Regions from separate parts of the Homo sapiens genome. Here region 1 is linked to region 2. Evidence: read pairs that join two places in POLR2A ChIA-PET (ENCODE). Cell type or tissue: Panc1. All regions are shown on one strand. Each heading gives the region's core, and the rest is flanking DNA. Links, peaks and the distances in the headings are about the cores only.

What was found. Peaks named below come from ENCODE experiments on the same cell type or tissue, not always from the same donor. Only the 100,000 strongest peaks of a DNase experiment are listed, where the experiment ranks them.
Region 1: POLR2A ChIA-PET joins it to region 2 with 5 read pairs; 3 of 35 experiments call an interaction of 5 or more read pairs at or near these places.

Annotation. Positions count from the first base shown.
Region 1 is chr1:153,500,930-153,506,310 of GRCh38, reverse strand. No RefSeq gene overlaps it. Among named protein-coding and RNA genes, the nearest start is that of S100A6, 32 kb to the left of the region's middle. In Panc1, for the core only: no CTCF peak of the experiment used is centred there; no DNase peak of the experiment used is centred there; H3K27ac peaks cover 1,791 bases.
Region 2 is chr1:153,447,991-153,453,371 of GRCh38, reverse strand. No RefSeq gene overlaps it. Among named protein-coding and RNA genes, the nearest start is that of S100A7, 10 kb to the left of the region's middle. In Panc1, for the core only: no CTCF peak of the experiment used is centred there; no DNase peak of the experiment used is centred there; H3K27me3 peaks cover 195 bases.

The DNA.
Region 1 (5,381 bases), core at 222-5,221, 53 kb before region 2:
CCCATGTGTTGTGGGAGGGACCCAGGGGGAGGTAATTGAATCGTGGGGGCCGGTCTTTCCCATGCTATTCTCATGATAGTGAATAAGTCTCACGAGATCTGATAGATTTATTAGGGGTTTCCACTTTTGTTTCTTCCTCATTTTTCTCTTGCTGCTGCCATGTAAGAAGTGCCTTTGGCCTCCTACCATGATTCTGAGGCCTCCCCAGCCATGTGGAACTGTAAGTCCAATTAAACCTCTTTTTCTTCCCAGTCTTGGGTATGTCTTTGTCAGCAGCATGAAAACGGACTAATACACCATGTCAGGTAGGTATGCTGGAATTTCAATAAGACAAAGTTGAGAACGTGAGGGGAAACTTGGGGGCCTGTTCAGCAAACAGCCCCCAGGCTGACATCCTCTGGAATGTTCTGAGGAAATGGCATTCTCTGGGTCTTTTGCAACAAGTACCAACTTTACACAAATGACCCATCAGAGGGCTCTTTTTTCCAAGCCTCAAATCTAGCTCTTGTGATGATGTCACTCTGGCCACAATGATTATTGAAGAGGTGGGCACTACACTAAATTGGGCCAATCATGGCCTCTTCCTGGGGGAAGGATGTGAGGGAAAGAATGTCCTCTCTCCTTTGGATTGCTACCAGTGAATGACCAAAGTTGTGTCTCACACAGAAGCCCTCCTAGCATGCAAGAGAGTGCAAGATCTCCCAAGAAAGAGAGATGGAGCATCAATGGCATCTAGAAGCCAGGGGACATTATATGAGTTTTGGCATTTACCCCTGTATGATCCAGTGCTGTGAACTCTTTTCTCTTATTTTATTTTTCTTTTTTAGGGACAGGGTCTTGCTGTATTGCCTAGGCTGAAGTACAGTGCCTAGCCATAGGTGAGATCATAGCACAATACAGTCTTGAACTCTTGTGCTCAGGTGATCCTCCCAGCTCAGCCTCCTGAGAAGCTGGGACTATAGATGTGCATCATTGCACCCAGCTTCTCTCTCTTTCTCTTTCCTTCTTTCTTTTCTTTCTTTCTTTCTTTCTTTCTTTCTTTCTTTCTTTTCTTTCTTTCTTTCTTTCTTTCTTTCTTTCTTTCTTTCTTTCTTTCTTTCTTCTTTCTTTCTCTCTCTCTTTCTCTTTCTTTCTTTCTCTCTCTTTCTTTTCTTCCTTTCTTTCTTTTTCTTTCTTCCTTTCTTTCCTTTTTTCTCCTTCCTTCCTTCCCTCTCTCTCTCCCTCTCTGTCTCTTCCCTCTCTCTCTCTCTCTTTCTTTTTTTTTTTTGGATGGAGTCTCACTCTGTCGTCCAGGCTGGAGTGTAGTGGTGTAATCTTGGCTCACTGCAACCTCTGCCTCCCGGGTTCAAATGATTCTCCTGTCTCAGCCTCCTGAATAGCTGGGATTACAGGCTCACACCACCATGCCTGGCTAATTTTTGTATTTTTAGTAGAGATGGGGTTTCACCATATTGGCCAGGCTGGTCTTGAAGTCCTGACCTCAGGTGATGTCCACAAACCTCGGCCTCCCAAAGTGCTGGGATTACAGGTGTGAGCCACCACACCTGGTCAGCTTCTCTTTTTCTCTGAAGTGAGTCTTAGTAGAGGAGTTTTTCCCCTCAAAATATCTAAAACACTAAGACATCCCTTCAGAAGCCCCCACGTTGACACTATGTCATAGCAACATGTACCCTTGGTGACTCTCCTCTGCCTCACTATTCGAGTCACTGTCCTCTGCCCACACTTGTACCACTGCTTTCCACCAACACACACACACCTGGGGAAATGGAAAGATTAATACTGTATTAAGATCATTTTTCCCACTTGGCCCTGCAAATGACTCTGGGAGGTAGGTGGGTTGGGCAGGTTGGGTTTACCCCTATTTTGCAGGTAAGGAAACAGAGGCTCAGGGAAGTGAAAAGCTGTGGCCATGCCTCAGGGCTGGTGCCAGGGCTGAGTTGCAAACCCAGGTGATCTGGTGCCAGGCTGAGATGGCAGTGCCACTGTGAGGCAGTATGGCATTGCAGAAGGCAGCAGGGAGTTAGACTTTGACTTAGAAAGAGCAGCTAACTTCTGTGAGACTTAGTTTCATCAGCTGAAAAACTAGTGTTTTAGTCTGTTTTTTGGTGCTTCAGAATACCTGAAACTGGGTAATTTATAAAGAAAAGGAATTTATTTCTTACAGTTTTGGAGACTGAGAAGTCCAGGGTCAAGGGGCTGCATCTGGTGAGGGTCTTCTTGCTGGTGGGGACTCCCTGCAGAGTTCTGAGGCAGCACAGAGCATCAAGTGGTGCTGGGGCTGAGTGCGCTGGCTCAGGTCTCTCTTCCTCCTCTTATAAAGCCACCAATCCCACTCCCATGATCACCCATTAATCCGTTAATCCATTTATCCATGAATGAATGGATTAGTGGATTCGTGGGGCTAGGGACCTCATGACCCAATCACCTTTTGCAGGCCTCATCTCCCAGTACTGCCACACTGAAGATTAAATTTCAACATGAGTTTTAGGGAGGCCAAATATTCAAGCCATAGCAATGGGATACAATTATCTATCCTATAAAGCTGCCTTGAGTCTTAAAAGAGAGCTTCCAATTTAAAAGGCACCTGGCCCACAGACCGTGACACCATCATATTCTTGTGAAATGGCTCCTGAAGGTAGGGAGTAAGGCAAAATGTCTACACTACCCAGCCCAACAAACAGCAAGCACAAGGAAATATGAAGACCCTGGGTCAGTGCTCTGCGCTCCGTTCTCTCTTAGACTAGTTTCTACAGCCCGTGAAAGTGTGGGAGGACACCTGGTAACTGCGCAGTAATTTGCACACTTGAGTGGGCACTGGGATCACCGGAGGGCTTGTTAGAACACAGATCTCTGGGCCCCTATCCCAGAGGTCCTAACACAAGCAGGTCTGTGGTGGCCTGAGACTCTGTATTTCTAGTAAGATCCCAGGTGCCGTTGTTGCTGCCGTTCTGGGGACCACATTTTGAGAACTGCTGTCCTACAGGGTCTGCTCCTGGGAGGGCCCAGAGACAGGGTGTGGGGATCCCTTTGTGTTTTCTCTCCCAACCAGGCTTCACTGAATGGTTTCTGGAGCCCGTCCTGCATCCAGGCAGCTGGACCAGCGTCACTGGCAGCTTTAGTGAATGCGGTTAGTGAAGAACCAGAAAAAACAGGTGTCACACTTTTGGTGCTTGAATTTTTTTTTTTTTTAAATTTTTGAGACGGAGCTGACTCACTCTGTCATCCAGGCTGGTGTTCAGTGGCATGATCTCGGCTCACTGCAACCTCTGCCTCCCAGGTTCAAGCGATTCTTCTGCCTCAACCTCCCGAGTAGCTGGGATTGCAGGTGCGCACCACCACACCCAGCTAATTTTTGTATTTTTAGTAGAGACGGGGTTTCACCATGTTGGCCAGGCTGGTCTCGAACTCCTGACCTCATGATCCACCTGCCTCGGCCTCCCAAAGTGCTGAGATTACAGATGTGAGCCACTGTGCCCGTCCTGGTGCTTGCATTTTAAAAAGCCAGGGTAGAGGTGCAAGATAATAAAGATTTGGAAGCATATGTAAGCGTTCCCTAAGCTTCCTACCATGACCCCAGCCAATCCATATGGGACGACTGGTGGGGGCAGGAGCTGAGAGCACTGAGCTCACAGAACAGTTCTAGCCCTGAGATGGCCCTCCCAGCACTGATCAGTGCCAGCAGGAGGAACATAGGGCCTGGACACTTCACTGAGCCTCCCATCCCACCCACCAAAGGCCCACATGGGTGGTGGGGCCTGGAAACCGAGGGAGGTGGTGGTGCATGGAAGGGGTAGTCTTCCATCCCCTGCCCCAACTTGGGCAAGATGGAGCTTCCTGGCTACATAGGGTTACTACCAAACAGACAACTCCTTGTAGGGCTTATTTTATTTTATATTTTAATTTAATTTAATTTAATTTAATTTAATTTAATTTAATTTAATTTAATTTAATGTTAGTGTTTGCCTTCCTATCTGCCTATCACTATAAGGCAGCCAGAGCCCTGAGCTCTTCCTTGGTCTTCCCAATATTTCTGTATCTAACAAGAGAATAAAGGATCATTGGGCAGAAAGTAGACGTAAGAGAGAAGAAAGAGAATACTGGGAGTGGTGCATGGCACCCTCATTGTTACAATAAGAGTAGCTCCTAACAGTGTCCATCAACATTGCTGGATGTCAGTCACAACAGGCATGGACAGCAGGTAAATAGCCACAACAAATGCCAACTTTCTCTAGAGCTGTAGCATCTACCACATAGATTTTGTGTAGACCAAAAGGGCTCTCTGCAACCCAGGCAAAATGTATAAAAACACAGATATGCCTAGACACTCTCAGGCAAAAGTATTGCTCAAAGGAAAATAAAAAGATTGCCTATAAAAGAGCAATTCAAGTGAATCTCATATTTCTTAGAAGTTACAAATAAGCAAAATCTTCAGTTTTTGAGGAAAGAAAAGGTTGTGCCTCAGAATTGCATAAACATAATTAAGCAGCTAGCCATCTGTGAGGACACCAGAAAAATATCCCTAGATATACAAAGGTCCCTAATATTCTCTTCTTGAAGTAAAGAATCATGTTCTCTTCTTGAAGTAAATTACTTCAAGACTGGCTAAAAGATGAATAAAAATTTTAAGAATTCTGGAATGGTGACTTAGAATTCTTGATGGTAAACCAATAAAACTGGTTAAACATACTGTTAGATCTAAATAATTGAAATATAATAATAAAATTTACTGTAAGCTTAAAAAATAATTATTTCAAGAAAAAATAAAATGAAAATACAATTAATTAGCAATAATCAGGCTGGGCCCTGTGGCTCACACCTGTAATCCCAGAACTTTGGGAGGCCGAGGTGGTAGGATCACCTGAGGTCAGGAGTTCGAGACCAGTCTGGCCAACATGGTGAAACCGCGTCTCTACTAAAATACAAAAATCAGCTGGGTGTGGTGGTGGGCACCTGTAATTCCAGCTACTCGGGAGGCGGAGGCAGGAGAATCGCTTGAACCTGGGAGGTGGAGGTTGCAGTGAGCCGATATTGTGCCACTGCATTTCAGCCTGGGCGACAGAGCGAGACTCCCTCTCAAAAAAGAAAAAAGAATTAGCAAGAATCAGAGTTTAAGTCACAAGCCATATTGCTGGACACCAGTAAGTAGCAAGCAGATTGAGAAAGAGTAAAAGTGTATTAATTTCCTCATTTTACATGAGGAGAATAAAAGGATATACATTTATTCTTAATTTTCAAGATTAGAATAATATTTGTAAAAATGTTTTTGAAAATCTTTAAAGTACATGCAGGGAAAATGGAGAGAAAAATATGTTTTCCAAATAACCAGAGCATCTGATAAAACAAAACAGGACACATAAAATGAAAGCAGAAAGCAAAGGAAA
Region 2 (5,381 bases), core at 230-5,229:
AGTTAATGGGTGCAGCACACCAACATGGGACATGTATAGATATGTAACAAACCTGCACGTTGTGAACATGTACCCTAAAACTTAAAGCATAAAAAAAAGAAAAATTCAACCTTTGTTCTAACACATACCAGAGCAAGAATTTACTTGATTTAGGGTGATTAGTAGCTACTGTACGTTATATTGGTACTAAAGAGAAAGAATAATTGACAGCTGTATGCCCACACTCACATGACAGCTGATGTGAAAGAGATTCTGGAATTCCAAATGGTCCCAAGAAATTCTGATATTAAAACATTCCAATAATTTTTTTTTTTTTTTCAGACGAAGTCTGACTCTGTCGCCCAGGTTGTAGTGCAGTGGAGCAATTTTGGCTCACAGCAACTTCTGCCTCCCGGGTTCAAGCAATTCTCTTGCCTCAGCCTCCCGAGTAGTTGGGATTACAGATGTGCGCCACCACATCCGACTACTTTTTGAATTTTTTTGTTATTTATTTATTTATTTATTTTTGGAGACGGACTCTTGCTCTGTCGCCCAGGCTGGAGTGCAGTGGCGCGATCTTGGCTCACTGCAACCTCCGCCTCCCAGGTTCACGCCATTCTCCTGCCTCAGCCTCCCGAGTAGCTGGGACTACAGGCGTCTGCCACCACGCCCGGCTAATTTTTTTGTATTTTTAGTAGAGACAGAGTTTCACCATGTTGGGCAGGCTGGTCCAGTAACTTGTGTATATCGCATAAATATACCCAGAGTGTTGTGAGCTGTCCGTGGTGCTGAGTTCACTGTGCCGTCACTCCTGCCTCTCGTTGCTTTCTTCTGACTGACATTTATTCAACCTTCTCTACAGGAATCTCTTATATTCCCCCGCACGCAGGTGGTTTTTCAGTAGGCTCCTGAAGAGTGATCTTAACTTTCCAGGAAGAAAAGAGGGCAAAGGGAACAATGTGAAAAGGAGCAGAAAATCATAGAAGACCATGTGTTTGATAAACAACCAGATTGTTTCCACATTGTCACTATAACCACACCATGACAGCAGACTCGTATATGTCCCCTTATGGATCTGTGAGGTAGTTTCTTTGGTATTCATGCCCAGAAAAGGGGTTGATGCATCATAGAGAATACATATGTCTATATATTTAACTAAGTGTGAGGTAATATTTTATTGTTTTTGTAACTTGTATTTTACAAGAGTTCTGACCAGCACCAGATAAGCTTCAGTGCTCTCTTTTCTTTGGCCTCAATATTACTGGATTAAATAATTACTGCTTTTCACTAGGAGCATCATTTATTTACCATTATTTTCAATTTTATATTAAAACTCAATTTCTAGTAGAGTGGTTTCTTAGGTTCATTTTTCTATTTAAGTATTTTTTAAATCTTTTATTATTCTTTACCCTGTTTCAAACTAAATTAAAGCAGTTTATGTGAACCAACCGGCTTCTTTGGGAATTACATAGAAGAGCATGAGAGCCTTTATTTCATGCAATCCAACAATGTAACTTTAAAGAAATTTACAGTGGAACTCCAACTCATATCCACATTGCTCTATGCACAGTTAGAATTATAACATCTGAGCTGCATTTACTCTATAATGTGCAGCCACGGTATTTTGCCTATCCACTCCACCACGGACACCTTCCCGACCCTCATATTGCCTCCCACTCCTTACCATCACAAACAATACTATAAGGAACATCATTATATATATTTCCTTATGTATCTGTGCGAATATTTTTTGGAGTATATATATATTCCAAAAAATAGGCTACCTGGGACACAGATTCTATGTGTTCTTGGCTTGACTATTGTTTTCTTACCAACAGTAACAAGAGGTCCTATAGCTCAACATTACTGCCAATATGTCTGTTTCTGGCTTTGGAATATTTTTGTTGCAGACTAATTATCCCAATAAAACATATAAAAATATGAATAAAAATCAGAAAATTATCTGCTTCGAAGCAACAGAAAGCTACCAAAGTGACCAGGACTTGAAGGCTCTGGTTATCCAAGAGAAAGAAGACTCGATCAATGCACTGAACATTAAAGCTGCTTCTCTTCCTGAGAAATTTATCAGTTGTCAAGTAGTTTGAACAAAGAAGTTAAAAACCAAACAGAAAGTAACTTCTAAGAGACAAAGAAGATTGTTTGTGACTTTAATAGTCATTCAGGGCTGGTGAGATTAAAATTAGTGTTGAGGACTTCCAACACAGCCAGAACTTGAAAAGCCAAGAATTTAGATAAAAGAGAAGCAACAAATGGTGAGTCGATCACTCCAATTTTCTCCTCTTGCGGCATGCGTCTTTTCACAAGTTGTACAGGATAAGAGGTACAGCCCATCAGAATATTTTTGTTCAAAACCTAAATAGCTAATCAGAGCCTTTAGGAGATAAAAATCAGAGCTCAGAGTATTTCCAAGGTAGAGGTACCTTCTAAACATTTCAGGATTTCAGTTAGAACCCCTAAAGCGCTACTCCTAGGAATAAGTATATGGGTCAGAAATATAAATCCTAAAATTCAGTTTTGAATTAACTCTATCCCAGATTGGATTTAAATAATCTGCTACTCTAATTGCTTTCCAGAAGCTAAAGAAAATTCTCTGGAGGGAGAGAAAATCATCCATATCCTGAAATGAAAAATTTTCATTTTCAATGTTTAACATTCAAAATATTCAAGTACACCATGAGAGAAGATAAAAATAGAAAATCAGCTGGGTGCAGTGGCTCCCTCCTGTAATCCCAGCAATTTGGGAGGCCCAGGCAGGTGGATCACTTGAGGCTAGGAGTTCAAGACCAGCCTGGCCAACATGGTGAAACCCTGTCTCTACCAAAAAAAAAAAAAAAAAAAAAAAAAAAAAATACAAATATTAGCCGGGCGTGGTGGCATGTGCCTGTAATCCCAGCTACTTGGGAGGTTGAGGTGGGAGAATCGCTTGAACCTGGGAGGCAGAAGTTGCAGTGAGCCAAGATCTCACCACTGCACCAAAAAAAAAAAAAAAAAAAAGAAAGAAACTGGTAAAAAGAGAAAAATAGAAGATATAACAAACCCAGAGATGATAAGCCAGGCACAGAAAGATAAATATCACATGTTCTCTCTCATCTGTGGGAGCTAAGAAATTTGATCTCATGGAGGTAGAGAGTATAATGACGGTTACTAGAGGCTGGGAAAGTGGGTGGGTGGGGTGAAGGGACCCATATACTTATTCCTAGGAGTAGCACTTTAGGGGTTCTAACTGAAATCCTGGAATGTTTAGATAGTACCTCTACCTTGGAAATACTCTGAGCTCTGATTTTTATCTCCTAAAGGCTCTGATTAGCTATTTAGGTTTTGAACGAAAATATTCTGATGGGCTGTACCTCTTGTCCTGTACAACTTGTGAAAACACGCATGCCTCAAAAGGAGAAAATTAGAGTGATCGACTCACCATTTGTTGCTTCTCTTTTATCTAAGTGGGTAGAAACATACAGCTGTATAGAAGAAATAAGATCTAATGTTTGATAGCAGAGTAGGGCAACTATAGTTAACAACAGTGTATTGTATATTTCAAAATAGCTAGAAGAGAGGACTTCAAATATTCCCACCACATAAAAATGATAAATACTTGAGGTGATAGAAATGTCACACATGTACCCCATAAGTACGTACAAATATTTTATATCCATAAAAATTCTTTTCTTAAAAAAATTTGCTGTAAATGGAAGCAGAGAATTGAGAAGATCGCAGAGGAGAATGAAGTCAAAATAATTCTTTAAGGTCAGACAAATAACAGTATACTTGTACAGAATGAAAAGACCAGAAAACAGAAAAAATGATGGTGCATAAGAAAAAGAGGAGAATTTCTGTAGTGAGTGAAAAAAGCAAGGGGAATGGGATGTAGTGTAAGAGGACGGATGGACCTCTGCTGGGAACATAAAAAATTCATGGTAGTTGGGGGAAGGCAGAGTGTATGGCCACTGATTCTGATAAGAAGGTAGATGGGGTCATTGAAATATGCAAATACTCTCTTATTTGTATTGAAAGTGCAGTTGGATTAGTGGTCATGAATTTGAAGTGTGACCAGTCAACAAGGTAAGCACATTTTTTATCCAGACTGGTTTATCTGCAGAAGTGTAGGCAGAGTTGGATTTACCCAGTGTTGGCAATGATCATTCATAGCTGATACATAAGAAAAAGACACCCAGACATGTACTCTTGATAGTAGACAACCCCACATTTGAAGCAATCTGCTTTAAAAAACCTGAACCCTGAATATACTTAAGGCTCTAGATCTACCGAGTTACAAAGGGAAGAGAGAGGCTGAGTAATCTGTTAATTGACACCACATGGATGCAATCAGGAACTCCAGTCTGTAGGAAATTCTGCAGGAAAAATAACCCACTTTCTACAACAACAACAACAAAATGAAAGGAGAAAAAGAAGAAATTGAGAGTGAAGCTGCACATTTAAAAAGCCTTGGCCGGGTGCTGTGGCTCATGCCTGTAATCCCAACACTTTTGGAGACCGGGGCGGGCAGATCACTTGAGGCCAGGAGTTTGAGACCAGCCTGGGCAATATGATGAAAAACCATTTCTACTAAAGATACAAAAATTAGCCGGGTGTGGTGGTACATGCCTGTAATCTCAGCTACTCAAGAAGCTGAGGCAAGAGAATCACTTGAACCTGGGAGGTGGAGGTTGCAGTGAACGAAGATTGCACCACTGCATTCCAGCCTGGGCAACAAAGCAAAACTCTGTCTTGCAACGACAACAACGACAAAAACAAGAAAAACAACAAAAACAAACAAACAAAAAACCCCAGAAAAAACAAAAAACAAAAAGCCAAAAAAAAAAAAAAAAAAAAGAAAAAAGAAAGAAAACAACAACGAAAAGGTTTTAGAGCCGTATCAATCAGATATACTGTATGTAACTTATTTAATCTCTGGTTAAGTAAACTTAAAAAAAATCCATCACAACTGGAAAAATGTGAATATTGACAGGATATTTGATTATATTAAAGAAATATTATTAATTATTTTTAGATATGATAGTAACATTGTGATTATGGGCTTCTTAGGTTGTCCTTATCTTTTAGAAATACAAATTGAAATGGTTAGAGATGAAATTATATGAAGTTTGGAATTTGCCCAACAAAAACGAAGGATAGGAGTGGATGGTACTATAAGTGGAACAAGATGGTCATGTATTGACCATCATCAAAGTGGGCAATGAATACATATGGAGTTATCACACTATTTTCTCTATTCTTAATGTGTCTGAAAAATTACTTCATAATTTAAAAAAATTTAAAAGGATGAAATAAAGACATTTTCAGATATACAAAACTAAGACGACTTAACCCCCACCACACTCTTACTAAAGAAACCTCAAAAGCAAGTACAGTACTGCAAGTAA